Linked DNA regions of Homo sapiens: all the other regions are linked to region 4. Evidence: chromatin loops called from intact Hi-C (ENCODE). Cell type or tissue: endothelial cell of umbilical vein. All regions are shown on one strand. Each heading gives the region's core, and the rest is flanking DNA. Links, peaks and the distances in the headings are about the cores only. Region 1 has its middle 22 kb from the start of LINC02840. Region 2 overlaps RGS17 (regulator of G protein signaling 17). Region 3 has its middle 34 kb from the start of FBXO5. Region 4 holds the start of VIP (vasoactive intestinal peptide). Region 5 holds the start of LOC124901439 (a long non-coding RNA gene).

Region 1 (6,177 bases), core at 638-5,637, 150 kb after region 4:
TGTATTGTTACCACAACATACCAATGAGAACTCTGGTTCCACGGAGGAAAACCTTTTCTATGACCCTCTAGAATAGCAAACTCAATGCCAATGGGGGAATTACAGAGTTCTTTTATGGTTTCCTGTGTTTTGTCTGTCAATATTAATGCTAAGGACATTAATTGAGATACATGCTTCTAATTCCCCTTACTTGTATAGAAGTACTGTAGATTAGAGAAAGGATTTCCAAAACTGGGGGAAAAAAGAGTCCCTAAAAAGCAGCACCATAAAGAATTGTAAAAGAGGAGAATCATGTCCTCAAATGTTAAAAGAAGACTTATGGATTAGCCAAGGAAATTCTCACCTTTAAAGAAAAATGAGACATTATGTCAATGATTATGGGGAGGTGGGAGAAAGACAGAAATGCCTCAGAATTGTCTGGATGGTTTTATAAAACCACACCACACACCACACACGTGCATAAACACACACACACACCACACATATGTACCTGTATGATCTGATGTGCTTATGACAGTGGCATGACTCAGAACCAGGGCCATGATGAACCACTACCATTAGGGGAATATGTCTTATCCCTCTGGTGTGCTGGAGATCACAGAGTTATTTAAAAATCAGAGGGCAAGTAGCAGAAGAACTAAGGCAAAAGGAGATGCCTTGTAAAATACATTAACAATAACAGTTAAAGCAACAGAATCAACTCCCACCAATGGAAGAGTAGGGTAAGAGTAGGATACCCTGGTACTTGCCTCACTGAAAATCATCTAGAGCCAATTTAAAAGGAAAGCACAAACAACCCTCCAAAACAAATCCAACATAATCATTTTGTGAAGGGCAAAAATAGCCCCCAAATTACAGAAATGATGCATTTTTTAATTCAACAAAAGACAAGATCAGGAAAAAAATGAGAACAGAGGGCTATAAGTGAAATTTTTGATATTATGCACTTATGAGACACTGAAATATGCAATCCATTTTATTTATTGCTGTGGAAAGTAGTGTGTATATTACTTTATAGTAGAGTTCTACAGGTATAAATTTTATAATTGAAATAGATATTAATTATTACACATAAATGTTACTATTTTTTATTTGAGTTTGGTTATTTTTAGTTAGAAACTGCCTATAGTTTAACCCTGATAACACGGTTAAATTTTTACTTACAAATATAGTAAACTAAAAGAGCTTTTTCATTCTAGCATGCCCATATTGTGGGCTTATGTTTTCACCCTCTGCAATATTCCAAACTTGTCTTTAAAGGAAAATGAGACATTCTATCAATGATTATGGGGAGGTAGGGGAAAGACAGAAATGCCTTAGAATTATCTGGGTGATTTTACAAAACCGCACCACACAGACGCACACGCGTGAGCAAGTGTGCACACATGCATGCGCGTACACACACACAGACGTAGAAGTCCTATTTCTTCAAAGTAAAAACAAGTTGAGTGTTCATACTCTGTATCAGAAAAAAATACCAAAAGTTTAATGAAGAGCTTACTCCCCTTTTGTTTTAATTTACTGAAATCATCTATCTATATATATTTTTAATTGTCAATATTATTTTGGATTTTATCTTTCCAACTACTGTTTTCTTGTTGCTCCTTGAAGAAATTATTTTGGGGAATATGAAGCTTCATGTTTACAGATTTGCAGACCCTTTGATAACACAAGAGGATGACAGAACTGCCTCAGGTTATCTTCTGAGCTGGCAGACTTCTCAAATTTGCACAGACACAACCTTTAGTGACCTTTGGAGCTCTGAAACTACATGAATCATCATTAAAGGAAAATTGAACCAAAGCCACTGGGAAGTTCCTTTTTCAGAGGATTAACTTCGTTTCGTTTCATACATAAGCAATGAAGGTATGTATAGATCCATGTCATTTCTCAGGTCGAGTTAAACTGTCCTGTGATTTAAAAGTTATAGTATGTACATGATTTTATTTGAAACTCTATATAGCTAATAAAGACAAAGAGAACAGCTAATTCGAAATTGCCTGCACAAGAAAATTAAAATTTCCAAAATCTATTATAATTTTGTCACTCTAAATGAAGATTCATGTGACATGTTGGACTCCCATACAGAAGACTACTTCAGGACTGTCTTTCTATAATTACGACTTTCACTTCATTAATAATTATAATGCCTTTTCCTATATGCATCTGTCCAACAGCAAGTGAAGACAGGAATTGCCTGACCTTACACGACAAATAAACTCTCAATTCAAATCATAATGAAGTTGGTAAAACAGTTTGGCTTTAGGGAGATGAAGATGATGTATTGTGGGGAAAAAAGTCTCTTATTACTAAGGTATATTTTATCCCCATATAAAGTAGCAAAATAATATTATTTATTCATAAACAAAAAAGAGTGATCTAAAGGTTTTCCCAAGTTATTTTAGATTGGTGCAAAAGTAATTGCAGTTTTGCCGTTATTTTGATGGCAAATAATATTAACACATCAACATATATAGGATATCAGATCTGAATTTAAAAGGTCAGTTTATAAATTGTATATCGTTCTCTCCAGATATAAAGTGGATTCCAGCACTCTGCACGCCTGAGCCTCTGCTCCTGTGACTATCCTGCCGCCTCTATCCTCACTGCTGCCACCTTGAGGGAGATCGTGCACCTGCAGGCTGGTGAGTTTGGCAACTAGTTCTACGGGGTGATCAGTGATGAGCATGCCATCGAGCCTACTGGCACTTAGCATGCGGATAGCAACCTGCAGCTGGAGTGCATCAGTGTGTACTGCAATGAGACCACAGGTGGCAAGTATGTGCCCCACGCTGAGCTCATGGATCTGGAGCCCAGCACCGGGGACTCTGGTGTGCTCAGGCTCCTTCGTGCAGATCTTACGGCTGGACAACTTCATCTTCCATCAGAGTGGTGCCGGAAACAACTGGGCCAATGGGCACTACGCAGAAGGTGCGGAGCTGGTGGATTCGGTACTGGACATTGTGAGGAGGGAGGCTGAGAGCTGTGACTGCCTGCAGGATTTCCAGCTGACCCACTCCCTAGGAGCAGGGACTGGGCCTAAGAGGGGTACCCCTCTCATCAGCAAGATCCCAGAGAAGTATCCAGACAGGATCTTGAACAAGTTCAGTGTGCCCTTACGCAAGGTGTCAGACATGGGGGTGGAGCCCTAAAACATCACCTTCTCAGTCCACCAACTGGTAGAAAACACAGATATGACCTATTGCATTGATAATGAAACTCTCCATAACGTCTGCTTCAGAACCCTAAAGCTGACCACACCCACCTATGGTGACTTGAACCACTTGGTGTCTGCCGCCATAAGTGGGGTCACTACCTGCCTAGGCTTCCCCAACCAGCTCAATGCTGACCTGCAGAAGCTGGCTATGTACATGGTCCCATTCCCTACCTGCACTTCTTTATGCCTGTCTTCACCCTGCTGACCATCCACAGCAGCCAGCACTACCAGGCCCTCATAGTGCCTGAGCTCACCCAGCAGATGGTTGATGCCAAGAACATGATGGTTCCCTGAGACCCCTGCCATGGCCACTACCTAAAGGTGGCCACAGTGTTCACGGACTACATGTCCATGAAGGAGTTGGATGAGCAAATGCTTAATGTCCAAAACAAGAACAGCAGCTACTTTGTTGAGTGAATCCCCAACTATGTGAAAACAGCTGTCTGTGACATCCCACTCTTGGGGCTATAAATGTCTGCCACCTTCAACATCAACAGCGTGGCCATCCAGGAGCTGTTCAAGCACATCTCTGAGTGGTCATGTTTCGGTGCAAAGCCTTTCTGCACTGGCACATGGGCAAGAGCATGGACTAGATGGAGTTCACCAAGGCTGAGAGCAACATGAACAACCTGGTGTCCCGGTACCAGTAATACCAGGACACCTCAGCCAAGGAGGAGAGAAAGGTTGAGAAGGAGGCCAAGAAGAAGGTGGCCTAGAGCCTTCAGACATGGACACTGGGTAAAGTGGGGAAGCAGTGGGAATTCTATTTACTCACAATCTTTTCTCTGATAACCAGGTCTCACTGTGTGTACACTTGGAGCTCTTCCCGACTTCATAGCACACACTGTACCGACACCATCATTAACAGCATTTTCATAGTGAAAAGAAAGTGCATCCCCCAAGAACCATCTCAAATTCATCTCTGTTGGCCAGGCGCAGTGGCTCACACCTGTGATCCCAGCACTTTGGGAGTCCAAGGCAGGCGGATCACCTGAGGTCAGGAGTTTGAGACCAGCTTGGCCAACGTGGTGAAACCCCATCTCTACTAAAAATATAAAAAAAATAGCCAGGCATGGTGGTGCATGCCTGTAATCCCAGCTACTTGGGAGGCTGAGGCAGGAGAATCTCTTGAACCCAGGAGGCGGAGGTTGCAGTGAGCCAAAATCATGCCACTACACTCCAGCCTGGGCAACAAGAGCAAATCTCCATCTCAAAAAAAAAAAAAAAGTTAATCATTTGTCTCTGTGAGGCTTTGCAAATTTCAAAGCATCCTCGGCATTCTCAGGGGGCTTTCTCTCCTGAGCCTCTGGGATGCATCTTAATCAATTTTATTGCATTTAGTTTGTAGAATAGGTAAATTTGGACAACATGTCAATATCCTAAAACACTGAAAATCCTAAATCCTTGAGGGTGGAAGTTCTTATCGCTTCAAACATACTAGTGCAGGACCTGGATATAGTAGGTGCATGATATTAAAAAAAAAAAAATCAAAGTAGAGATCTTTCACCTCCCTAGTTAGCTGTATTCCTACATAAATTATTTTTTGTGTGTGTGGCTATTGTAAATAGGATTGCATTCTTGATTTGGCACTCATCTTGAATGTTGTTGGTGTATGGAAATGCTACTGTTTTCTGTACACAGGTTTTTTGTGCCCTGAAACTTTGCTGAAGTGGTTTATTAGATGTAAGAGCTTATGTGCAGAGACTCATTAGGGGTTTTCTAAGTATAAAATCATGCTGTCTGCAGAGATAGTTTGACTTCCTCTCTTTCTATTTGGATGCTTTTTATTTCTTTCTCTTGCCAAATTGCTCTGCCTAGGCCCTCCAATACTACATTGAATAGGAGTGGTGAGAGTAGGCATCCTTGTCTTATTCCAGTTTCAAAAGGAATGCTTCCAGCTTTTGCCTGTTCAGTATGATGTTGTCTGTGGGTTTGTTATAGATGGCTCTTATTATTTTGAAGTATGTTCCTTAAATGCCTAGTTTGTTGAAGGTTTTTAACATGAAGGGATGTTAAATTTTATCAAAAGCCTTTTCTGCATCTATTGAGATGATCATGTGGTTTTTGTTTTTAGTTCTGTTTACGTTATAAATCACATTTATTGATTTGCATATGTTGAACCAATCTTGCATCCCAGGGATAATGCCTACTTGATTGTGGTTAATTAGGTTTTTTGATATGCTGCTGGATTATTAACTTTTCTATCAGTGTTTGAATAAAGTAAAAGTCATATGCCTCATGGAAATGCCATTGAGAAGCTTCTTAGAAGTTTGGATTCCTGAATTACATCTTCCATAGACTTCCCAGAATCCACATGACAACAAAATGTACACTCCACTGGTACCATTTAAATTAATAGAACATTGTGCTGGAATTAAGTTGAAAAGCACATTCTTAACATCCCTATTTCAATGATGTAAAAAAAAAAGAAGAAAGAAAGAAATGAAAAGAAAATAAAAAAGAAAAGAAAGGCTTCCTAGAACATCATGGACTACGGAATAAAATTCAAAGAACTCTTTCATTCAACACAATGTAAATTATATTATGGTTCCTTTCCCAAAGCTGACCCTTGCTTATGACATGTTCTATATTCATAATGTTCGTATTCATGAGACTGTCACCTGATAACTTTTGCATAAGTTGTTTGCACCAAGTACCACGACAAAAGCATTTTCATTGTCTTTTTGTTAAAAAACTGATACACAGGAAATAAATCAAGCAAATCATTACATTATCATCATCAGTCCAAATTGTTCATATGTAGATGGAATAAAGTCTTTTATTATTCCAAATATTTTATAAATGTTTAATTGGAATAGTAAAAAATAGAATATTTCCAACTTATTAATTCATTCTCATTCTTTCCTTCTGACCAGGCTTAGGAAACAGAAAAGCAATTTTCTTACCCTACTTCAAAGAGTCCCATGAGACTCATTTCCCCAACAAAAAACTCCCAAATC
Region 2 (6,177 bases), core at 785-5,784, 280 kb after region 4:
TGTGCACCTGAATATTAGTCCAGTGCTCTAATTCCGGTATAATCAGGACTCTCTCAATCTGACATGTGCTCTCTCCAATGTTAGAAAACAAAATCTGAAGAGTGGTAACTTGATGTAAGTCAGTAATGTATTGTGGCTGATTAGAAATGGATGACTTTTTGCACAGGAAGTTCAGTGAGGTACATAATAGATTGAACTGGCTTCGGAATAGCCGGAAAGTGCATGCCATGCGCTGAGTATATCAATGAGTCGAGTCAATGAACAGGATACCTTGGTTTAAAACATAGCTTTTTAACAATTATCTTTTATAACTGAAAATATCTACTTTTGCTTGTTTGTTTTTGCCATTAAACAATGATTAAATTTAATTACTCTGTTGACAGGATAGAAATCAGCTGGCTAAACAATGGCACTTCAATGGTCTATTAATTTCTATACCAAGAGTTAATTACAAGTCGGCAAAATTAGAACAAGTTGAATTTCACCTCTGTCTCTGTTTCTTTGTGATATTTTGAGGATATTAAAGAACGGGTAATGGCCAAAATATGGGTATTAGGAAACATAAAGGAGAGAGTAAATATGGTTACGACACTAAACATTAGTGTATGTCATTCTGGAAAGGTCATGTTCTTGATCAGGAAATGAGATTTTAGTGACTTTCTGGTGAAACTTGTGTTCAAAAGAAAGAAATTAGGTGAAAACGGCCAGGCGCAGTGGCTCACACCCGTAATCCCAGCACTTTGGGAGGCTGAGGCAGGCAGGTCACTTGAGGTCAGGACTTCGAGGGCAGCCTGGCCAACATGGTGAAACCCTGTCACCACTAAAAATACAGTAATTAGCCCGGCGTGTTGGCGGGTGCCTGTAATCCCAGCTACTTGGGCGGCTGAGGCAGGAGATTCGCTTGAACCCAGGAGGTGGAGGTTGCAGTGAGCTAAGATCGTGCCACTGCACTACAGCCTGGGTGGCACAGTGAGACTCCGTCTCAAAAAAAATTAGATGAAAACAAACCTCTATTACTTTAGCAAAAAGAATGGAAACTCACTAGTTTATATTTAAATAATCACTATTGTAACTCTAAACATGCCTCAAAAAGAAAAAATTAAGTATTCTACAAAGCTCCATCAATCAGTGACATCAGAAAATCAGGGGCTGTGTGGATAATAAGAAAATGTTTTACATAAAAAACTAAACATTAAAGAACAGAAACTGTAAAAATAAGGGACATAGTATGGAGAATATTTTTTCTCCTAACACTGAAAAAGAATGGAACAGTCATCATTTTAAGATGCTACAAATATAGCACAAAGGAATGGACTAAGTAATCTAGACAACTATCACTTTAAGATGTCACATCTTACATACTTTGGGGGCAGAAATGGGCTTGATAATCTTCCCAAGGACTCTCATTTTGTATAATTACAGGCAAAAGAAGCACATATTTGGGCACATTTGGATCATCTGGTTTATTTGCTATGTGCAATAACTTTAAAATAATAAAAATTAGCATAAAATTATTATACTGATAAAATACAAGTAGAGTTGTTTAGATACTAAAATTCGAGGCAGGCTAAAAGCCTGAAGAATGCAGTTTTAAGATGCAGAATTATACCGGTGTTAGAAATACAGTGTGACATCAGTAACAAATGTGTTGAGGCTACATATTTATTACTGATGTCACACTGTATTACATTTATTAAATTCTCCCCACCTTGCTTTTATGAATACATTTTTCATGTTCATGTAGGAAATAAAAAAATAAATCAATCCTTTGTGCGTCTAATTCTAGAAGGTTTCTCATTTTGTAGAGACAATAGTCCTGGAGCACTCTGGAATACCAATGGCATTTTAACCTAACTAATTAAAAAAAACTATATAACTTAGGTACTGTATATCTTATTAGAAGTGAAATCGTTTATGTAGCATTCCAAACTTAGAGGTTAATAAAATAGACACTAATTCCTTTTATAGATCTCAAAGCAAGGAGTGTAAGGCAGCCTGGGACCATGCCAGGTATTGGAGGAGGAACAGATGACTGTAGCCCATAAATGTTCAGGTGCACAAGAGAGGGGCATGCCATTTAAATGCAAAGGTAAAAATCACAGTTGTTTAGGAGAAACAAAAAAGACAAAAAGAGGCTGGGATGGAAAAGAGAAGACATTCTAGGAACCTCTATGTTCTCTAAGTGCTTTGAAGCCCTCTGGAGCTCCATCACACAGGGCTCCAAGGGCCTGGCCACATTATTAACCACTCTTTCACCAAATGCTTTTAACTCTGTTAGCTGGAACATTTCTCAAGAACAAATTAAGTTTTAAACAGTCAATGGAAAAGTGCTATTTGGTTGCTAGAAGTATTGCTTATTGATTAGGTACATTTTGGCAATGGGAAAGACACTTGCACTTTCAATAACAGAAAACCTAGAATAAGTAATATAATTTCCATTTCCCACCTAAGAATATTAGTGGTCAAGGATCATTTTTCATTTCTGTAAAGAGTCAATCATAAACATCAACAAACATGTCAGATTTCTTTTTTTTGAGTACCTATACCAGAGGTTTTCCAACTAGTATGTATGTGGAAAACTTGTTAAAAGTGCAGATTTCTGGGTCCTATTTCCAAAAATTCAGATTCAGAAGTCCTGGTTAGGCCTTAAGAATTTGTTTTTTAAACAAATGCTCCAGGTGATTCTCATTCACATGATCTAGGGGTCATGCTTTGCGAAATACCACCCTAAAATACATTCTCTCTTTCCATTTTCGTTTGTCACAGCAAATTGTGTTTAAGCAGGCTCCTTAGTGTTAGTTCTGAAAAGCAAGTGAACTACCACACAAGTCAGCTAGAGATAAACAGTCAAAGCATAGTAGGGAAACCTAGCCTTCAAACATGTGTTCAAGGAAATTCTCCCAACAGAAGCTGAATTATCTACCCAGTGAAATCTTCTACCCTCTCCACACCCCATGCCCTACCCAATGTGGACAGCCATCCCTTGACGGTTATCCTTGGTCTTAGGAAGCCCACCTCAATGTTTTCCAGATTTTTACCTCTTTTGGTGATAGTATAGAAATGTAATCTTCATATATCATCCTAGCCTTTTCTTCAATTACTTTTTTGTTCTGCTCCTTCTTTAAGTCTTCACAAGCAAGCCAGAAAAGTAGGTTCTCTTCACTGTATTCTGTTCGGAGGAACTCTCTGAAAAGGTTTCTTCCTGCTGGGGCCTTCATCATCTTGTCAAAATTTTGAGACCAGGACAAGACTTCCTCTGCAGTGGGGTTTTGGCTGCAGAGACAGAACGGGGCCGTGATCAAAGGGAACTTTGTGACCAGTGAATGCTAGACCAGGTAAGGAGAGGAGCAGATAGAAATTCTATCAATTTGCTGCCATCTAGTGGTCAGTATTTTGCCACTCAGTCCAGCCTGATGTGCCAAATAAGTATCTGTCAGGACTACGTCAGTTATTTCAGGGTTTTGACAAAAATTCACACAGGCATAAGAGACATGTAGGGAGACAAGCATTCAAACAGCAAGGGGCCTAAACATAATATGCATGCAGTCATCGTACATTCCTAATGAAGCTTGGAAATGTTCAAACTTTAACAATGTGTTGCAAGTTGATAGAAACTGTCTGTAAGTGACTAAGGACAACATGAATTTTTTCTTTGCCTCTAATCAGGATTTCAATTTTCCAGCCATAAGATACAGTTTTTTTTTCTCATCTCTGGTGGCCATTTTTTTCATCTGTCACTTGATTTAAAATAAGAATACACTGTGTGCACTTGTCACATATTTTCCTAAACTTTAATAATTTTTCTGTTGGGCATGGTGGTTCATGCCTATAATCCCAGTGCTTTGGGAGGCTGAGGTGGGAGGATCTCTTGAGTCCAGGAGTTTGAGGTCAGCCTGGGAAACATAGCAAGATCCTGTCTCTGCAAAAAAAAAATTAAAAAATTAGCTGGGTGTGCTGGCATGTGCCTGTAGTCCCAGCTATTTGGGAGTTGAGGCAGGAGAATCACTTGAGACAGGAGCTTCAGGTTACAGTGAGCTATTACCATCCCATTGCACTCCTGGCTAGGCAACAAAATGAGATCCTGCCTCTAAAAAAAAAAAAGGTTTTTTTCCTACGAAAAGTTAATGTACGAATTGTTAGTCATGAATGGAGTTATCATAATTGGAAGCAGAGTGCTTCTATAATGACACTGACATTGGGGAATTTAAAACTATATACAGATCTTTTAGTGACTAGGTGACTGCAAAAACCACTAGTAATTAATCCACTTGCTTATACATTAAAGAAGTAGAAGACAGAAACTTGGAGAGTCTTATGGTTAAAATGATTCTGATCTTCCTTTCCTATTCAATGATTTACTTAATAATTTTCCAATCTAAAAGACATTTGGCCAAAGAAGTATGTTTATATATATATATAAACATATATATATAAAAACATATATATATAAACATATATATAAACATATATATAAAAACATATATATATAAACATATATATAAACATATATATGGTAAATACATATACACATAAAAAGGTAAATACATATATAAAGGTAAATATATATGTATTTACCTTTTTAACCAGGTATTTCAAATAGATTGTTACTATTCCATAATCTCTGCACTTCCTCATTCACTTAAAACAATTTTTAATTTTAAAAAGCTTAAAAATGACCATGAAGCATCATTAAAACCTTCTCATAAAAAGCAGAAAAAGAAAGCACTTACAATTATATGACTGGACTATTTGTATTTTGATTTTAGTCCATAGGTACCTCTCGTTTGGGAGGCAGCACGTGGGGAGAGTCTGCTCTGGTAGAAAAGGAACCAGGAGTCGCTGGGTGCCCTTCCTCACTCACTTGGACATTCCATATCATTTGTGTGTGTGTTTAGACACTTCTCTTATAAAGAGAAAAACTTGAATTCTCAGAAATGAGAAGTAATGAATTAGGGCAATTTTGGGTGCTAATTCATAAGACAATCTTTATTTTTTTTAAAGAGAAAAGTAAATTTAGATCATGTTTTAGCCAATAACTTAACATAGCTAATAGAAAAATTGCTGAAAAGCAACAGCAATGACAAAATAAGATCTTCCAGATTGAATTTGCATTCACTTCCCAAAATCATTTTGAAGAGTACCATGAAGCAAGGGGTAATACTGAGGCACGCAGTTGATGTAAATGGCATATAAATGCAAGAAACAATAGCTATGTGGTTCTCACACTCACCATTCCTCTAGGACCTGGATACTCTCCATTTTTGTAGTGTGTGTGGGTCTTCCCGCATTTTCCCCTCTTTCTTCATTCCTCACAGTGAGGCTGTAATGTAACAGAACATTTAATTTTGTCAAGGGAAATTCAATCAGTTGAAGAAAAGAATAAATTTTTCTGGGGAAACATTTCACAGGAGATCTTATATTCAACTATGTGAGAATATTTAAAGTATAAAAGAGCAATACCATTTTTAAATGATGGGCAAGCCCATGTCAAAGGGAAGAGAATAATTTTTAAATAAAATTATATAGTAAATCAGACTCCCAAAAGTGGATATTGTTAAATATTCTGACTTCATCCTTACATAATCTGAATTACTGAATATTTCTGAGATATATGATTAAATGCCTTAATATTATATATATATGTATATACACACACACACATATGATTACCTTACTCTTTAAACAAAATGTCATTTTGATTTTTGGTTAATTCTATTCATAGTCTGTTTTCCATTAATTTTCCCCGATTGAGAGCTAATAAGATACAATGTGTCAGAATCTAATACAGATTTTGCTAAATTTACATTGTTACCGATAATATCATTCCTTCAATTGCTAAAATCAAGCTACCGGATTTATATTTGACTTTGTTTTTGCCCTTTCACCCCAGTAAATCAATGTCCAAGGTCTTGAAAGGGACAGACCAGTAACTGAGCATTTGGAACAGGTGAGCATTGGGTGGGAGGGGTGTGTGTCTGTGTAGCATAGGTTTGGGAATTCTACAGCATCATAGAGGACAGAGGATAATGCCGAAGGTTTTAGTAGCCCAGAACAAGAATAAGAATAAGAATTGTCCAATGACAATTGCTCCCTAAAGCTGAGCAGTGCTTTAGGGCAAAACACCGAAAACTCTCGGTGTGGACTAGAAACAACAGGTGAGGTCATGGGAGATACTAA
Region 3 (6,177 bases), core at 501-5,500, 200 kb after region 4:
TTGAAGTAAATACAAAATAGAAAGGTAAAGCACAGTATTTTCCAGGTGAACTCACTGCAGCCACTGATGATGTCAGTTTGTTTCCTTCCCTTTTCCTTTGGCAGAAGGGAAAGAATCCTCAAATGTTCAATGAGCCAACCAATGCTGCCAGTTTATTCAATAACATTTGAAGTAAGGACAAAACATTAAAAATATAAAATCTATGGCCTTGTGCAAATTCATAGCAATTTAATGGGAAAAACAACACTATCATTTTGGTTTTGAACCAAACCAAAAGTTATTTAAGAGATGATCTAACCAAAATATTCTATATATTACAGATGAGTCAGTTTCAAGTCACAGAGGCACAAGTGATGGCTAAAATGCAGTAACCAGGTCATATTTTAAAAAGAAAAAGTTCAGTTTTTCAGATGAAAAATCATGTGTAGATGAAGGAAAATTTGTAAATCATTGGAGGAAATCACTTTATTACTATTGTTATTGCTAGTTTATTAATAATTTTTAGTTGTACTGGACTATACAGATATGAGTGAACACCAAAAAAAACTCTACCAAGATATGCAGGTACTAATACTCTGGTATAATTTTTAAAAGTAGGCCAGGAGCTGTGGCTTATGCCTGTAATCCTAGCACTTTGGGAGGGTAAGGCAGGAGAATCACTTGAGTCCAGGAATTCAACACCAGCCTCGGCAACATAGGGAGACTTTGTCTCTACAAAAAAAAATAAAATTTGAAAAACAAATTTTAACTATTTACAAAGACAAATATCTATTTTTATTATAAAAAATTATATTTTGGTGACTATAAACTTGTGAAAAGACATGAAAAGGCATAACACATTTTATAAAAATGATTTGTATTTAATGATATTACATATAAACCACTAAAATGATAGCTATAGATGTCTACATATACAAAATATGCATATATGCATGCATGTATAATATATGTATACATGTATTATATATAGTATAGTATATTAAGCAGAAATGTTTTTCAATATATTTCCATGTAACTAAACCTTGTATATATCACTGCAGATTTCTTTGTCTTTTCATAGACAGAAATATTTTATAACTTGACATGAGACATCTGTCACAGAGAATGACAGTCTCATACATTTTAGCCTGGCTCCCCACCTCCGCCTTGGATTCAAGAAAAACATTTTGATGATTCACGCACAGTGTAAGGATAATATGACAATAAAATGACTTCAGGCTATGTAAGCCCATAAATAAAGGGAAATCAAACCTTTCATACAAGTAAATCCACGCAAGAAATCAATTTGTAAAATTGAAAAAACTTCTTCTAAATGGGCATGATGGGTATAAGTCTCTAAAAAGAATAAACACATCCATTTGCAGTTTCATTTTTTAACACATTCTCTCAGAGTTTCACTCAACCCCTCCCCAAAAAATATTTTGGAGTTTTATGGTGCCCAGCATAAATTTCCTTCTAATTTCTTGCTTTTGAAACATTCTCAATGTGATGTGATTTATTAGTTGATAGGAATCAATCATTTGTTTTCCACAGTTAACCATATCGGCTAGAGCAGAGTTTCCCCAACCTTAATATGCATATAAATTACCTGGGGACATTATTAAAATGCCAATTCTGATGCAATAGCCATGGGATGGGATTCCATTTCTGGTAAGTTTCCAGGTGACACCGAAGCTGCTGGTCAGCAGCCTGCTCATCATATACTGAAGGACTAGAAGATTTTGGCTATAGTTATTTGTTTTCTTTCCCTCTCATACACAGGCATTCAACAAACATGCTGAGCATGAACTGTGAATCAGCCATTGAGCTCTCAGAAAATGTGAATTTAAATGTAAGCAGCTTTATGAAGATTTTTTTTCCTTTATATTTTGCTTATTCCATTCGGTTATGGAAAATAGACTTCAAAATGCCTAAGGGAAAATATGATTTACGAATATTTGTTAGACTTGATTGAAAGTAACTAATGTTAAGTTATTTTTTTTTCAAACTACCATTGAAATCTTGGTGAAACAATCTTCTTAAAGCCTTACTAAAAAGAATACCTTACAGTCTCACTCCTAACAGAAAAACTCAGCCAGGCAGTTCACTTATGAGAGTCAACCAAAAGTTCATTTTCTTCAACCCTGTCAAAAGAAAGTTGGTCTGCAATTAGATAGATTTGGGTGAAAGTACAACATATTTCACTTACTTGTATGACCCTGGGCAACTTTTATCAACTTCCTGAGTCTCCATTTTTCTTACCTGTATACATGAGTTAATAAAGTTATCTTCCATTCATTTAAAACATATTTATTGAGCACCTACCATGTGTTAGGCACTGTTCTAGCACTTGGGATGAATCAGTGAGCAAATGAACATAGACTTCTTCCTCATATATCTCTTGGATAGAAATGATGTACATTAAGTAGCCCTTGCCACACGCCTAACACTCTCTCTATTTAGTAGCTTTCAACTCTTTGATGCTTTCCAAGTAACTCCCAGGTAAGTAAAACTGTCATTTTCTTAAAATTTGAGATCATTTATCCTTAGTGCTTTATTATATGCCAGACATATTCCAAGTACTTTGGATATGTGTCTAAACTCATGTAATCCTCGCAGCAGCCCAAAAGGAAGATTGGTATGCTCATTTTACAAGAAGAACACTTACTCAGAAAGGAAATTAAGGAATTCTCCAAGATCACAGAGCTAGCAAATAGCAGAGCTGGGATCCAAACTCAGTTTGGCCTCAGACACCCCACTCTTAACCACAACACCTTGGAGTAATGAAATTAGAACCACCGTAAACAAGTCCAGAAAGTTACACTTCGTGTACTGAATAGCTCTAAACTGTGGATTAGCTAGGCTTATTGTGCCCTCTGGTGGAAATCCAATGAAGTAAATGAAAAGGAATATTAAGTGCAATAGAAACAGAAAACGGCGAGTTTACTGACATCCTGAGCTTTTGAAAAGTTTTCAAGCTCATGAACATGGCAGGAAAATCTTCCAGGAACAAGACAAGAATACCAGCAAGAGTCTAAGGAATCAGCAGGCTGTAGATGCCTCGCACGCTGACTCCACACAGCAGAGCCTTCAGAGTGACAACTGTGCAAAGGAAACTGAAGATAAAATCTCAAGGGATAATATCAGTGTTAGCAATCTTAGTAGAAATAATTTTAAGTAAAAACATATTTATCAGCGTGCCAAAAAGCATTATCACGAATCTACTGTACACCACCTTCTCAGGAATGAATTGCTAACGGGAAATGTGACGTTCTCTTTGTACTGCTAGAATTGTCAAGATTCACGGGTTTCTGAGACGATGCCCTCCTAAGGCCTTAGGAACCACTTCCGCACTCCTTACCCACCCCTTAGTTCCAGGTAAAGCCTATGTGGAATAATATATTATTTCTTTGTTCATCAGAGTTTGCAGTCAAGCAATTAAAGTCAATGGGCATTAAATGCAAGTTGACTGGTCCAACTCAACGACTGCACAGCATTTTATATGAAGTTACTAGTGCTGTTCCTGTATACGGGCATCTGAGGAAGGGCGGGAACTGTTACTGTCCTCTTCCCTCTTCCCTTTGGTCTCGAAAGTGACAAGCTCCTTGTTGCCAAGAGATTCTCAGAATGACTCTGTCACTATCCCCTGTATTCCCTGTAGTAGTGAGAAACTGTTACCCTCAACTACCTTCTTTGGCTAGGGATTCTCCTTTCTTTATTGCGGTCTCTCAGGAAGATGGTGTTGACACTGGACATTGCTTGTGCATCCATCTTCTGAGACTGTGTGACTTTTATGTAAATGTTAGTTTATCTAGAAAGAAAGAATATGATCTTATATGCCTTGTCCTAGAAAATTAATTTTTCAGTAGAGAAATCCACTAGCATTATACCATACCCTTCTCCAATTCACCATCTACTTATTTATTTATTTTTTTAAATGTTCATTTATTTATTTATTTATTTTGAGACGGAGCCTTGCTCTGTCACCAGACTGGAGTGCAGTGGTGCGATCTCAGCTCACTGCAACCTCCGCCTCCCGGGTTGAAGCGATTCTCCTGCCTCAGCCTCCCAAGTAGCTGGGACTACAGGCACATTCCATCACGCCCAGCTAATTTTTTTGTAGAGACAGGGTTTCACCATGTTGTCCAGGATGATCGTGATCTCTGACCTCGTGATCCACGCGCCTCAGCCTCCCAAAGTGCTGGGATTACAGGCGTCAGCCACCGCGCCCGGCCCACCGCCTACTTATTTAAAATGCTTCTAATTTATGGGAGAATCATTTGAGCCCAGGAGTTTCAGGCTGCAGTGAGCTATGGTCATGCCACTACACTCCAGGCTAGGCAACAGAACAAGACCTTGTCTCAAAGAAAAAGAAAAAACAAAAAAGTTTAGTTAAAAAGATTAGCACTAGTCCTTAAAAATAAATAACTACTTAGGTGTGTTTAGAACTCGGGTCACTAATGCATGTCTTTCTCTGGGGTGTCACAATCTCTAATGTCGCCCCTGAGTTTTCCCTTCTGCTATCCTATTCTTAGGGCTTTAAAAAAGTTTTCTATGGAATTTTCCTAACTCTTAGAGCGAAATAGATATTGGTTTTCATAGTATGAGGAGAAAATAAATTATGACATTTACTTTTTTTCACAGTAGCAAAGGAATTTCTGAAGGCATCTGCCTTCCCACTCTGAATTCACACAGTAATTTGCTAGTGTACCCCTCAATTGCCCTTACCACTTCTCCAGAAACCACATAAGCTTCTTGACCATTTCACCCCTGAAACAATCCCAGGACATAATACAATAGGTTGCACATTTTAAAGAGGGGAAAGAAAAAAAAAAAAGGGCAATGATTTTCATGATTCAAGATTCCCTTCAGTAATTTATTTGTTCTGATCGTCTTGTTAGGAGTAATTTTCCTTCCGTTCCATTTTATATTTTGCTTATTTTGCATTTATTTCATTTTATCTTCTATTTTAATTAGTATATATTTTTGGTTTTTCTCCCTGCCTCCTAGACTTTCTCAGGTGGACTTCCTACCTGGCCATACAACCCAGAAACTTATTTACGTGATAATTTTCCTAATTTCCTCAAGGAAGGTACATAACTTGTACCATTCTAGATGCCTAGGAAAAATGTTAACTCATTACATATAATAGACGCACTAGGTTATGAAAGCTCAGTTCTCTCCTGGACACCTGGTTGAGAAAGACTCTGCATTAGACGTCACCCAGCATAGTTCATTATGCATAGAAGGCACTCAATAAGCGTTTTTGTAAACAAACAGATAAATGAATGGCTCTAAACTTTTAAGTGTGAGCTTTGAATTCATTTTAAGATCCATTCAGTCCACACTTTAACAGAATTATTTTCTAGTAGTAAGTTTACTTTCTCTGCTTATCTACTGAGGACAAAAAAGCTTTTCAATTCTCAGAAGTAAATAAAATATGAGATAGAAAATTTAGCATCAGATTATTCCAGTCTTATCAAAATTCTAGAATTATGTATTAAGGGACTTCATTATTTTGACTATCATACACGTACAGATACTTGTAAGCATTAACACTTTGGCCTTAATAAAAGATCTACAACAGCTACACTCATTTATTTTGTGTCAGAAATTGCATTAGTATTTTATCTGTATTTTCAAATTTAATCATTTTGTTAATAATATCAGATAGGCAATATTGCCTTCTCTTTATAAGTATGAAAACTGAAGCTCTTAGATGTTAAAAATTTGCCCAAGGTTAAATAGTATGTGGAAAGGTTAGAATTGCAAAGCAGAGATATCTAATGGTAAAATATCATTCTTTACATTTTGGGACACTATTATCCTACAGGTACTGTGTGTAAATAAAAGTTCGGATATATCTAATATATGACTATGTACCCTCTTCTACTCATGGATACAGTTATCTTTTGCATATTGTCAACATAAAAAGAATTGTATTGGCCAGGCGCGGTGGCTCACGCCTGTAATCCCAGCACTTTGGGAGGTGAGGTGGGCAGATCACGAGGTCGAGAGATCGAGACCATCCTGGCCAACATGGTGAAACTCCATCTCTACTAAAAATACAAAAAATTAGCTGGGCATGGTGGCGTGCGCCTGTAGTCTCAGCTACTCAGAAGGCTGAGGCAGAAGAAGTGCTTGAACCCAGGAGGTGGAGGTTGCAGTGAGCCAAGATCGCACCACTGCATGCCAGCT
Region 4 (6,177 bases), core at 334-5,333:
AGAATAGATGTAGTGGTAGAGGGGCCATGAGAACTCACTCAGAAAATATTCTTGCCAAATCTTCATTCTAACATCTAGACTGCAGCTTTCTTAAGGTTAAAAGCCAGAAATTAGACATGGTTGTTTTTCATTTGATCCATATAGTAAACACAGAGGGTGATTGAGTTGAAGGCTGGTTGCATGGAATGTGTACAGTCATCTCCCAACACCCCGGCAGACGCCTGAAACCACTGACAGCACCTAACCCTACATAAACCATGTATTTTCCATCTGTCAACAAATTGGCTAAGTGACTACCTGGGAGGTAGCATAGACAGCACAGATATGCTGGACAAAGGGATGATTCACATCCCAGGCTGGACTGGGCAGGATGGCAGAAGATTTCATCATGCTATTTGGAATGGCACACAGTTTAAAGCAAATAAATGGTTTATTTCTGGAATTTTCCATTAATGTTTTCAGACTGCTGTTGACCACAGGTAACTGAAATCATGGAAAGAGAAACTGCAGATAAGGGAGGACTACTCTATGTGGTGGGGGAACATATACATAAGAGATGACATTGTGAAGTAGGTAAAATTGGTTTTAAAATCTTTAATACTCTATTTTTCAACTTCCACATCTTAGTATTGTGTGTTCCTGTGATTTCTCTATACCCTTCTTTTTGAAATCTATTTTCAGGAAATCGTCTGATACATACAACCCTAATAAAGTTCGAATGACTTGCAGCACTTGCATTGTTCTTTCTACATGTAATTTGATTTGAAGCAAAAAAATTCTGAGACAAAGGAATAATTTTCTCTAAACTCAGCATCAGTAAGTGGGACAGATAACGAGGTTTTGGAGTTAAGGGAGAAGTTGTCCTCGATCATATCATTTAGATCATTATTTGTTTTGCTTTATATTTGCTGATATATTTTTAGATTCCGAAATGAATTCTAATAGGTAACTTTAAAGGGAAAATTTACCTTTATTGTAATATTATTTTCATCAAATCACTAATATGACAAGAATACAAAATCCTGAAAATAAGTTCAAATTTTCTAATTTAAAAGAATTGAAAGTGTTTATATATACTCTAATATAGATGCTTTAAATATATAAACTTTTAATATGCTATACAAATATACGTATGTATATACATCTTATGCAAATGTACACTTTTAGTAAAAGTATACATGTATATTAAATGTATGTATATATTCTGTATGTTATACATATATACATGTATAATATATTGTATAGAATATATGTATTTATGTATATATAACATATACAGTACATAATACATTATACATTAGGTATATAAAATATATATACGCAAATATATATTTCCTAATACAAGTTATTGAAAGATATTGGATTTAAGACTATTAAAGCAAACATATCATCTTAAATATCTGCCAAACAGGAGGATCTAGGGGATTGAAAAACTTTTTTTGTGAAAGATCAAATAGTAATTATTTTAACCTTTGAGAGCTGTGCAGTTTGTTGCAACTATCCAACTTTGCCGTTGTAGCACAAAAGCAGCTATAGAGAATACATATATGATGAAATGCTTTTATGTTCCAACAAAACTTTATTTATGGACACTGACGTTTAAATTATATATAAGTTTTGGCCAGGGAGGTGGCTCACACCTGTAATCACAGCACTTTGGGAGTCCGAGGCAGGCGGATCACTTGAGCTCAGGAGTTCCAGACCAAAGCCCGACCAACATGGTGGGCACCAGTGGTCCCAGCTACTCTGGGGGCTGAGGCACGAGAATCGCTTGAATCTGGGAAGCAGAGGTTGCAGTGCACCAAGATTGCACCACTGTACTCCAGCCTGGATGATAGAGTGCATGAGACTCCGTCTCAAAATAAAATAAAATAATAACGTATAATTGTCATGTGTCACAAAAAGTTCATTTAATTTTTTTAACCATTTAAAAATATAAACATCATTCTTAGCTTGAGAGATGTAAACAAACAAAAACAAATGAATGAAGAAACAAACAAACAAAATCCAGAGGGGTCAGTCTATTTAGCTCACAGCCTGTAGTTTCCAGACCTCTGATCTAGACTTACCCACTCAGGATTACCAACGCAGACATTGGCTAAGTCTCAGGACTGGAGGTGAAATAGGGTGAATTAGGCAGGTAAAACCACCATAAAAAGAGGCAGAAGAGCACAAGCTTAGGCATTTAATCCATAATAAGAATATGGACCCTCTATTAGTATTTTGCACTAAAGAAAAAAAGGCAAATTTGGATTTCTGCTAATATCCTGAGCTTGAAAATCCCTTCCATCTAATTTCCTTGCATCCAGTATGTTTGAATTTAGAATGCCAGTTTTATTTCCCTGCTCTTGGTTCTGTTGGTGAAAAAAGGGGAGAGGAGATGCCAATATTTTTATGAGCTGTCAATTTCCATATCTGACCTGCTAGCATCAAAAAGGTGATAGCAACAATTACAGAATATTACCAATTCTAAATTGAAAGAATGCTGACTCAAAATCAGACGGTCTATCTTCCAATCTCGTATTTGTTATTAACCACCTGAGTGGCAAAAATTACTGAAACTTTCTGGAGATCAGTTTACTTATTTGTAAAAGAAGGATCTTGAAGATTTTTCTATCCATGTGAATGAATTATAGTTCCCCTTATTACAAACATCACTTTACTGAGAAGGCCTAAGGCAAAAATAAACTTTGCCAGAAATGTAGGCAAATTATGGAAGAATATGTCAAAGTACGGAAAAGACACATTTAAACAGTAAATTCAAGTTTGTATCTTTGTACTTATTTACTAAGTTTTATGGTAACCGAGAATTCAGGATAAATTTGACTGCAGTACTTTTTCTTATGTTTATTTTTTCTGGAAGCATCCAAAAGTTAAGCTGGCTACAGGACCTCTGGTTTACAATTCATTTCCTTGAAAGAAAAGAAGAAATAAACACAATTCTATAAAGTCTGTGAATTAAAACTTTGAACCTGCAGATGGTGCTATGATTCCATTTTCAAATTGTTTTGCTTTCTAGTTTAAATTCATAAGAGAAAATGCAGTTGTTTGGTTGAGTTTACTTTTATTCAGAGGTAATAAAATTGAATTATTTCTTTTTATTTTATCTTATTATTATTATAATAGAAGCAATTGTCTTTTGTATTGGGAAAAGCTACTATAGTTACTCTTTGTAAATGCTAAGTGCTTGCCTAGGCCAAATAATGATCAGCTTTACATCTTTTATGTTTAAAATTTTTCTTCTTATCATTCAGCAGTCATTTGTCTGTGACCCTCAATTAAGTTGCTTTGCTGTTTCTGCTCTTAAATAAAATTGGTTCACTAAGAATTGGGTGATGAAGAGCTAAGGATAAAAAAATTCCATATGAGAACTGTTTCAACCTCTAGTTTGTAATAATCAGGTAAAAAAGATTTCCTGGAATTAAGCCACAGGAACTCTGGCTTAAGTCAGAGCTGTCAACTGGGAAACAAATTTCCAGACATTTTGAAACTTAATTCATTTAATTTTTCTGGTAACTGGATTAGAAAATATGATTAAGCATAGCAGGATATTCTTTTACTGGATCAGTCTGACTTTGAACGAAGGAAATAGATACTACAATCTTAAAGTAGAAGAAAGAGGACTGTAAAGCCATTCTGTCTTATGAAACTTAGAAACAAAATGTAAAAATAATACACATGGCAGAAAGCCTTTAAAATAAAAGGAAAAATGGCATTTTCCTCTGTTGTTTAGGAAATTTTTCATGTGGCTGCATTTTTACCTTAAACTCTGATTGAATGTGTGCTAGACTACCTTTAGTTACAAATCCACAAATAGAAGTGAAGTATTTATCAAAGTACTATATAAATGCTTTTCAACTATTTGAAGCCACCTGTCAAGTGATTGAATCAGAAATGTTCAAAACTGGTTTGAGTATGTGTGTGTGTTGGGGATGAGGGTAGAAAACTAATTCTACATTATGCAAAGACTTATAAAAGTGATGAGGAAAATCTTTAAAAAGAAAAGACAATTAAATTCCTTGAGGTATATAGCCTGACAACAATTTATTTTTTGGATCATTTGACACAGTGTATGTAAAAGTGCATTGGGAATTGTGCCATTTTATACAAATATGAAATAGCACTACTTGTACTGCTTTGTACAACAGCGTGCATATCTTACTATCTTAGAGACTTTCTGAAACACTTATCTTGGAATTAGTTTCAACAAAGACGAAATGTAATAATAGGAAGGTGAAAATTATCTCTAGAGCTTTTAAAGTTAGGATAGATTTCAAGAAAGATTAAATCTGGAACTATATGAATAGCATAAAAATTAAAAATATTAAGAGAATTGATACTTTGTAATAAAGTATAATTATACTTTTATAAGCGTAATGAACATAAGTGTTTGTTGCTTTATGCATTTGTTTCTACACATGAAGTCTTTATTTTCTGAAGGAATCCCAATGGCCCTGGCTATAACACTACAATCATTTTCTTATTTTACAATTAATTAAAGGTTAAAACATTTCACATTGAGCTTGCTACTTTGTTTGTTTAAAGAAAAGTAAATTTCCTCTTATCTTACATTTTGAAGTTGCTCACTATAAACTTATATAAATTAGGCATAATGACAATTAAGTAAGAACTTCAAGCCCTATTCATCCCATGGCCGTCATACTGTGACGTCTTTCAGAGCACTTTGTGATTGCTCAGTCCTAAGTATAAGCCCTATAAAATGATGGGCTTTGAAATGCTGGTCAGGGTAGAGTGAGAAGCACCAGCAGGCAGTAACAGCCAACCCTTAGCCATTGCTAAGGGCAGAGAACTGGTGGAGCCTTTCTCTTACTCCCAGGACTTCAGCACCTAAGACAGCTCCAAAACAAACCAGAACAGTCAGCTCCGGGGGAGCACGACTGGGCGAGGTAAGTGAAAACTTTACCTTTCCTCTTCTTTTTCCCTCCTGCCTCTGGAACTTTTCTCACAAAATAATGAATTTTTCTCTCTTGAAAAGAATTTGATAGTGCTTTGCTTTTGCAACAGCAAAAAACAAGTTTCTCAAGTCACCTGGTAAGGATAGAAATACTTCAATTTCTCTCATATGGATAGATTTTCTGAATTCTTTTGTTTGTAAGATGCTTTACCCTGCTTGCTCTTTTACTGAATACTGATTTTTACAAATAATTCATTCAAGTAAAGTTTACTTGTATGTAGATTTTTGACTGAAAATTTCAGTGGGAACATTTGCTTTTGAAATTTTCAACTTATTTTTAAAGTGCTTTTTTTTTCCTATTTCGTATGTTGGTTAAGTGAATCTAAGATGCATTTATTTTTTCCTTAAGTTTAAATTCCATAATTTTTATAGGCAGCAAGAGAAACAGACCTTACTCCTAGGCTTTTAATCTAGAAACTAGAAATGAAATGTGTAAGTTGATTAAATGCAAGAAATGCAAGCTTTGCTTTTAATATATATTTTCCTCTTATGGAAAAATTTATTTCAATGACAACATATGATTCAGTAATATTTTGAGTATTAATATTCACTACTGAGTTAAGAAGTTCAAATCCAGGTGTAAGGAAATAAGTTTCCGTAATATCTACAATTGAAAGAGGAAAAAGTAATGTATATACAAAATCTTTTTTAAAATTATATGTATATATACACATTATATTTATACATTTGCACACACACGAGCAGAATAATTATTAAATAGATGATACTCTAGTCTTATATTAGTCAGATACTGAAATTTTAAAGCAGAAGAAAATCAATGTCTTGAAGCTGTTTCCTTCGTCAAAAAATACACTAAGCTTGAGTGGTACATCCCTGTTATGAAAAGATTGTCCCCAGGGTTATTTCCAGCACTATAGAAGTATGGCATTCAATAGATACTGGGGCCAACCATGTGCCCAGACAGCAGGTGAAAAGGATTCTAATTTTTATTCAAGCACCTGTCACTGAGAGAAATACTGATTTTTGAATGTATCATCTTGCAATTTAACTCTTTCTACAAGATGAAAATTACTCTTTACAAACTCTGCAAGAGCCATTGAAAATTACTGCTAGACAATCAGAATTACCTTGCTGGTGACATCTTTGGCTGGAAGAACTGAGGTGATTCTCTCTCTTTAGAGGCACAGAAATGGACACCAGAAATAAGGCCCAGCTCCTTGTGCTCCTGACTCTTCTCAGTG
Region 5 (6,177 bases), core at 681-5,680, 120 kb after region 4:
AGAAAATGTCTGGAGACTATTCATCCAACAGGAAATAATATCCAGAATATACAAGGAACTCAAACAACTCAATAACAACAACTAAATAATCCCACTAAAAAGCGAACAAAGACATGAATAGACATTGCTTAAAAGAAGACATACAAATGGGTCACAGGTATGTGAAAAAATACTCAACATTACTAATCATAAGAGAAATGCAAATCAAAACCACAATGCGATAATCATTTTATCGAGTCAAAATGGCTATTTAAAAAAAGACAAAATAATAGATGCTGGTGAGGATGTGGAGAAAAGGAAACCCTTATACACTGTTGGTAGGAATGTAAACCAGTACATCCCCTGTGGAAAGCAGCATGGAGATTTCTCAAAATCTAAAAATAGAATTACCATTTGACCCAGCAATGCCACTACTTGGTTTCTACCCAAGCAAAAAGAAATAAACTCATGAAAGGGATACCTGCACTTGCATGTTTATTGCAGTATTATTCACAATAGCAGAGATATGAAATCAACCTAAGCATCCATCAGTGGATGAATGGATAAAGAAAATGTGGTATATATACACAATAGAATATTATATGACCATAAAAAAGAATGAAATCATGCTATTTGCAGCAACATGGATGGAACTGGAGGCCATTATCTTAAGTGAAATAATCTATGCACAAAAAGACAAATATCACATGTTCTCACTTATATGTGGGAGCTAATAAATTTGATTACATGGAGGTAGAGAGTGGAAAGATAACAGAGACTGGTAAAAATGGGGAGGAGGATGAAGAGAAGTGGCTTAAAAGTGCAAACATACAGTTAAATAGAAGGATTAAATACAGTGTTTGATTGCAGAGTAGGGTGACTATAGTTAACAAAAATTTACTGTACTTTGACTTGATCACTCTGTCTTATATACATGCAAGAGCATTTCACAAGTACCCCATAAATCTGTACAAATAAAAAAGACACAAACATTTGCTCCAGTGAGGATAAAATATGATAAGACGAAAGGTCTTTCCTTAAATAACAGTGTGAGCTAACCAGAGATTATCAACTTGATCATCTTTTTTCCCTCTGATATAGACCAACAAATGATTAGTTGTTTGTTGTTATATGGAAGCATATTATAATCAAACAGATACCATTGTCTGAATTTGCTGGTTTGGCTAGTCTAGTAATATACAATAAAAAAAAAAAAGAACTACAACTAGAAATTAGAATTCTAGCATTTCAAAAATGCCTTTTACATGCATTATTTTATTTATGCATCACAAACCCTAAACATTAAAGAAAACAGACCTTTCCTACCTACCTTACACTACAGTAAGACACCAGGTGCTCACAGACACCAAGATTATTGTTTGAAGAAGTGTGTAAATATAAGCCTCCAGGACAGCTTATTCCTAGTTGGTTTTTATTTCAAGACATTATATGGGAGTTGGCAGTTATACATTATAGACATTTAATAAATATAAGTTCGATAAATAATATTATTAAGAATTTTTATTAATAATTATTATCAAAATTATTATTCTTAATAATAAATTTCTGATACTTGGTGCTACAATTTCATTCAAATCCAATATGCTTACATGAGGTCTGCCTATTTGAAAGGTTTTTCATCCACAATAATAATAATTAAAGAAACCCTCAAATCAAGTGCAATGAAGGGTTTCTTTCCATGGAAAAAATTCTTTAAACTACACTCTAAATTCCACAATAAAGAAATGTCTCATTTCAAAAATCAATATTAGATTCTTCTCACAACAACAAAAGTACATTAATATTATGGAAAGTGCTCTTCAGAACTATCAGATAGCAGAATCCTGGCATGTCATTGTTATTCTTTCTCCTTTGTCATCTTTAATGAGAAGTCCTTTTATATCACGATGTTATGTTTTAGAATATTGAAAACATATCAGACAATAGATAAAATATCATCTGGCTCTACAGTGAATCTTTTAGAATTTTTATTTTTAATGTGCTTAGATTCTGCATCTGTTAATTCCCAGTTGATTACTCAGAATTGTTTCTCCTGCCAAATACCAACTACCAAGTCTTTATTTTTATTTCTAAGTCCTGACGGTTCCTCTCCTAATAAACTAAGAATATGAAAACCTACAGAAGGAATTACAATTGCCCTACCTTACAGGATTGTGTCAAAGTTAATGAAATAATCAACTATTAAGTTCATTAATAGTTCATGACTTTCATAAGACAGGTATGACAATAAATGCAAAGTTTTACTCATCACACCAAAGTGTCATCATTTATGCTTTGTCAAAAATTAAAAATATGGCATAAAAACTTTCCTGAAATCAGCTGATTGTTCCTAAAAGAATGACTGTTGCTTTCATTTCTTGTACTGAAGTATATCCATTTACTATGACCTTTAATAATGGAGACTTTTTATTGGGTCACATAATATACTAGTATGTGTCATAATAGGCCCATTCTTGGCGCAGTGACTAGATGGAGCACATTTAGCTTGGCTACTGGACAGCCTTCATCAGCGACTCATGATGCTCATCTCTACAGCCCAGAGGACATTTAAAGAACTAAATAAAGATATAGAAGGCGGCCCCTTCTCTCATCAGTAAGCCTTACCATCTAAGGGACACTCTGGACATCGGAAGATTCCAAGTCGTCTCTTATGGTATAGAAATATTTGTAGAGAATTTTCGAAAGACGGATGATTTATTTCTGTCTTTCTCTCAAAACACCCCGGGGCCAGTACTTCATCACTATGTCTAGGCCTTGTATTGCCTAAAATAAGCATCCACTTACAAAATGGTGGTTTCTTCCTTTATTTGGAAAGGAAAATTCTCTGAAACAACTTACCAAAGGCTTCATCTTCAATGGGGCCATCTATTAGTGACATAGTTGGGAAAAGCCAATTAATGCAAGGATGGTGCATAACTGCAAATAAGCGCAATACAATATTATACAATACCTTGAATTACTCATTTCAATTGGCCACTTGAGGGCGCCAAAGCAGAAGCAATAAGAGTCCTTAGTCTTAGCACTTCAGAGAACTGCTTGCTTTCTCTACATTTCTGTTTACACAGATGGTCTTGCTTCAAACACCACTGCATGGTAAACAGTATCTTTAAAACTGGCAGATATGATAAGATGAATATTTTCTCATTCCTGCTTTTGGTTACTTCTAAACTGTGCAACAAAGCTAAGAGTTTGTGTTATCGCATGGAAACACATTCCTTTATTCTCAGCATGAATTTCGCATGAAACCAAGACTTCCATCCAAACACACTGAACATAATTTAATTCATTTTCTTTCATACTTCTTACTTCACCTTCAATTTTTTATGACTATTTCTTTCCCACTAGCATTTTTCTACTACTCTGACTCCATTGTACAATCAAGGATTTAAATTCCATTTGTTACATTAGTCTCAAAGCCATTTAAGTAACGACATAGCAGTCTGCTTGCTAGAATGCTATGGTGGATGCTTTAGTCTTCCTTCTTTTCAAGAGCCATGGTGCTTTGAAGCTTTAAGCTCTTATGTCTTTATGCTCTTTATGTCTTTATGATCTTTAAGTTCTTATGTCTCCATATTTTGATTATTTATTTACATATCTTTTCCTATTAAACTATGAGTTCTTTGAGTGCAAGAAATGGGCCTTAAATGTACCTTTCTGTCTTCTGTGTAAGCTCTCAATAATAGCTGGCTAAGTGAGAAAAGAAGAACATGATTCCTGATCTCAAGTAGAATTTAGTCTGATAGGGAACGTGAGTCAGGCACCTTGAAAAGTTAAATAATATTAAAGAAGTTAATACAATGTCAAAATATGAGTTGTCTACAGTGGTGTTGTCCAACAGAAACATAACTGAAAGTTTTCTAGTAGCTACATTAAAAAGGTAAAAGGTAACAAGTAAAAATAATTTTAATAGTATATTTATTTAATCAAGTATACCCAAAATATTATCATTTCAACATTTGACTGATATAAAATATTTATTATGATATACTTCACATTTTTTGTCTTTGAAATTCAGTATGTATATCTAGATAGATAGAAAGTTGATGGATGGATGGATAGATAGATAGACAGATGGATAGATAGATAGATAGGTTTTTTTGTTTGTTTGTTTGTTTGTTTGTTTTTGAGATGGAGTCTCCCTCTGTCACCCAGGCTGGAGTGCAGAGGCATGATCTCGACTCACTGCAACCTCCGTCTTCTGGATTCAAACAATTCTCCTGCCTCAGCATCCCAAGTAACTGGGATTACAGATGCCCACCACCACGCCCAGCTAATTTTTGTATTTTCGGTAGAGATGGGGTTTCACCATGTTGGCCAGGCTGGACTCAAACTCCTGAGCTCAAGTGATCCACCCTCCATGGCCTCCCAAAGTGCTAGGATTACAGGCATGAGCCACTGCACCCACCCTGAAATACAGTGTATATTTTACACTTAAAGGACAACTCAATTCAGACACAATATTTTCATCAGAAATACTTGATCTGTGCTGAGATTACTTACAATTTACAATTGAAAAGTAGATTCACATGCTCAAGTTGTTCCAAATACATTTTAAAACTTTTCCAATAATTTGAGTACCAAAACATTATTTTTGTTTAATATTCATATGCACATTGACAAAACTGGTTTGTTTTTTAAAAAGAATTGTTTAGACTTTGAAGCAAAATCATATACCTTTAAAACTATAGCTCCCCAAGTTAAGTAAACTCACTAACTGTTAAGTCAACCGGTTATTAACATTGAATTCAGACTATTGTGTAAATTAAAAATCAACTCCTAATCAATCAATATCAACAAAGCATTCTTCATGTTTTTCATGTAGTTTGTGCAGCCAATTTATATAAAACTGTCAATTACAATTAAAATCTTCTGAATACTGATTTATAAATATTTGTAAAATCTTTAGTATTGTTTAGAAGTATAAAAAGGTTTAATTTCAACAGAAGTTCTCATGCATGTCTACCTAATCACAAATATGCTTTTTCTTTCTATTGGAGCTTCAAATTTATATTATTCACATGTAGTGTGGTATCAGTGACAGAATATAAACCACATTGTCATTTCTTTTGTCTTTAATTATTAAATATATGGTAAACATTTATTAGTTTCAAGAAAATCTTGAATTGGAGTTAGCAGCACAGGAAATTTTGTAAAAAGTCTTCCATGACTTAATGCATGAGCTTTGGTCAAAGAACTTAAGATCATTAGAGTCCTAATCTCGTGTTTCTTTCAGCAGTCCTCTAAACTTGCAGTGATTCCTAGCATACACCCATATGTACTGAACAAGCATACCCATTAAATATTTCGAGGAGTCTGTCTGAAAAAACTGCATACATACTGTATGTATCATAGCACAGAATGAAAGAAGAAAGAAAAATTCTCGTTTTAAAATTCCAGTACACTAGAGCAGTTTCATCACAATAGAAATTATTTTTTTCATAATTAGCTTAAATTCTTCTTTGGAGATATGAAAGAATCAAAAATATCTATGCCGTGCAGTTGTGAAACCACACTTCTTCATATCTTTGGAAGTAAATCCTTTGAGACAAAAGGCACCCACATTGCTAATTGAACACTATCTCTTCTATTGCAAGACTCAACTAAAGTGAAAAGAAAGTGCTTTCAATTTTTCCAATTTGGATTCATTAGATCATTGATACGGTTAGAAGGGTCTTGTATTATGAAGCAACTGTTCGGTTAATTAAGTGTAGATATTTCACTTTTTATAAAATACCTTTTTAAGGCTTTTCTGCAAGATTGGAGAACAGAAGTTCCATATCTGACACAGTGACTCCTTTTACATTCCTTCATCTAAAAATGGCTTTCTTTTTCATACAAATATACAAGCCATTTAATAGCTGGCCCTAGTTACAAGGTCAGATTTACTTAAACATTATAATATTTTCATTGTGATGATTGGACTGTTCATCCTTATTTTTGCCAACTAATTTTTTTAATTCTTTTTTAACTTGTAACTGTTGAGAGGAAAGTTATTATTAAATTCACTGTGTATTTCCTGAAAATACATCTAAATATTATCCACTTTATTAACATAAAATCTTTTTTCACAACAGCTTTGAAAGCTTTTTAGGTTTTGCTCTGCCACAACAAATTGCAATTGCCATTCATCATTGGGACATATCTTCTTCCAATTTCTGTCTCTCACTCTTTCTCTCT

What was found. Peaks named below come from ENCODE experiments on the same cell type or tissue, not always from the same donor. Only the 100,000 strongest peaks of a DNase experiment are listed, where the experiment ranks them.
Region 1: a loop joins it to region 4, with 4 times the contacts of the local background. A loop is called at or near these places in 9 of 110 quality-filtered maps.
Region 2: it touches region 4 in a loop (7-fold over the local background); 14 of 110 quality-filtered maps call a loop at or near these places.
Region 3: a loop joins it to region 4, with 5 times the contacts of the local background. A loop is called at or near these places in 26 of 110 quality-filtered maps.
Region 5: it touches region 4 in a loop (5-fold over the local background); 6 of 110 quality-filtered maps call a loop at or near these places.

The regions. Positions count from the first base shown.
Region 1 is chr6:152,895,376-152,901,552 of GRCh38, forward strand. It overlaps the pseudogene TUBB4BP7. Among named protein-coding and RNA genes, the nearest start is that of LINC02840, 22 kb to the left of the region's middle. In endothelial cell of umbilical vein, for the core only: a CTCF peak has its summit at 2,632 (motif pointing left); a DNase peak (open chromatin) is centred at 2,616; H3K27me3 peaks cover 215 bases.
Region 2 is chr6:153,021,224-153,027,400 of GRCh38, forward strand. RGS17 (regulator of G protein signaling 17) reads right to left here. Exons shown (of 5, transcript NM_012419.5): 3 at 5,231-5,320; 4 at 3,039-3,273. Among named protein-coding and RNA genes, the nearest start is that of MTRF1L, 22 kb to the left of the region's middle. In endothelial cell of umbilical vein, for the core only: a CTCF peak has its summit at 3,373 (motif pointing left); a DNase peak (open chromatin) is centred at 3,388.
Region 3 is chr6:152,945,521-152,951,697 of GRCh38, forward strand. No RefSeq gene overlaps it. Among named protein-coding and RNA genes, the nearest start is that of FBXO5, 34 kb to the right of the region's middle. In endothelial cell of umbilical vein, for the core only: a CTCF peak has its summit at 2,856 (motif pointing left); a DNase peak (open chromatin) is centred at 2,731.
Region 4 is chr6:152,746,053-152,752,229 of GRCh38, forward strand. VIP (vasoactive intestinal peptide) reads left to right here and starts at 4,745. Exons shown (of 7, transcript NM_003381.4): 1 at 4,745-4,907; 2 at 6,116-6,177. The coding sequence starts at 6,126. It also overlaps a transcript of MYCT1 not described here. In endothelial cell of umbilical vein, for the core only: a CTCF peak has its summit at 2,962 (motif pointing right); DNase peaks (open chromatin) are centred at 2,969 and 4,839.
Region 5 is chr6:152,861,079-152,867,255 of GRCh38, forward strand. All of the region lies in intron 1 of LINC02840 (long intergenic non-protein coding RNA 2840), which reads right to left. It overlaps LOC124901439 (a long non-coding RNA gene), which reads left to right and starts at 2,502. Exons shown (of 2, transcript XR_007059821.1): 1 at 2,502-2,653. RefSeq lists an enhancer at 3,032-3,081. In endothelial cell of umbilical vein, for the core only: a CTCF peak has its summit at 3,006 (motif pointing right); a DNase peak (open chromatin) is centred at 2,993.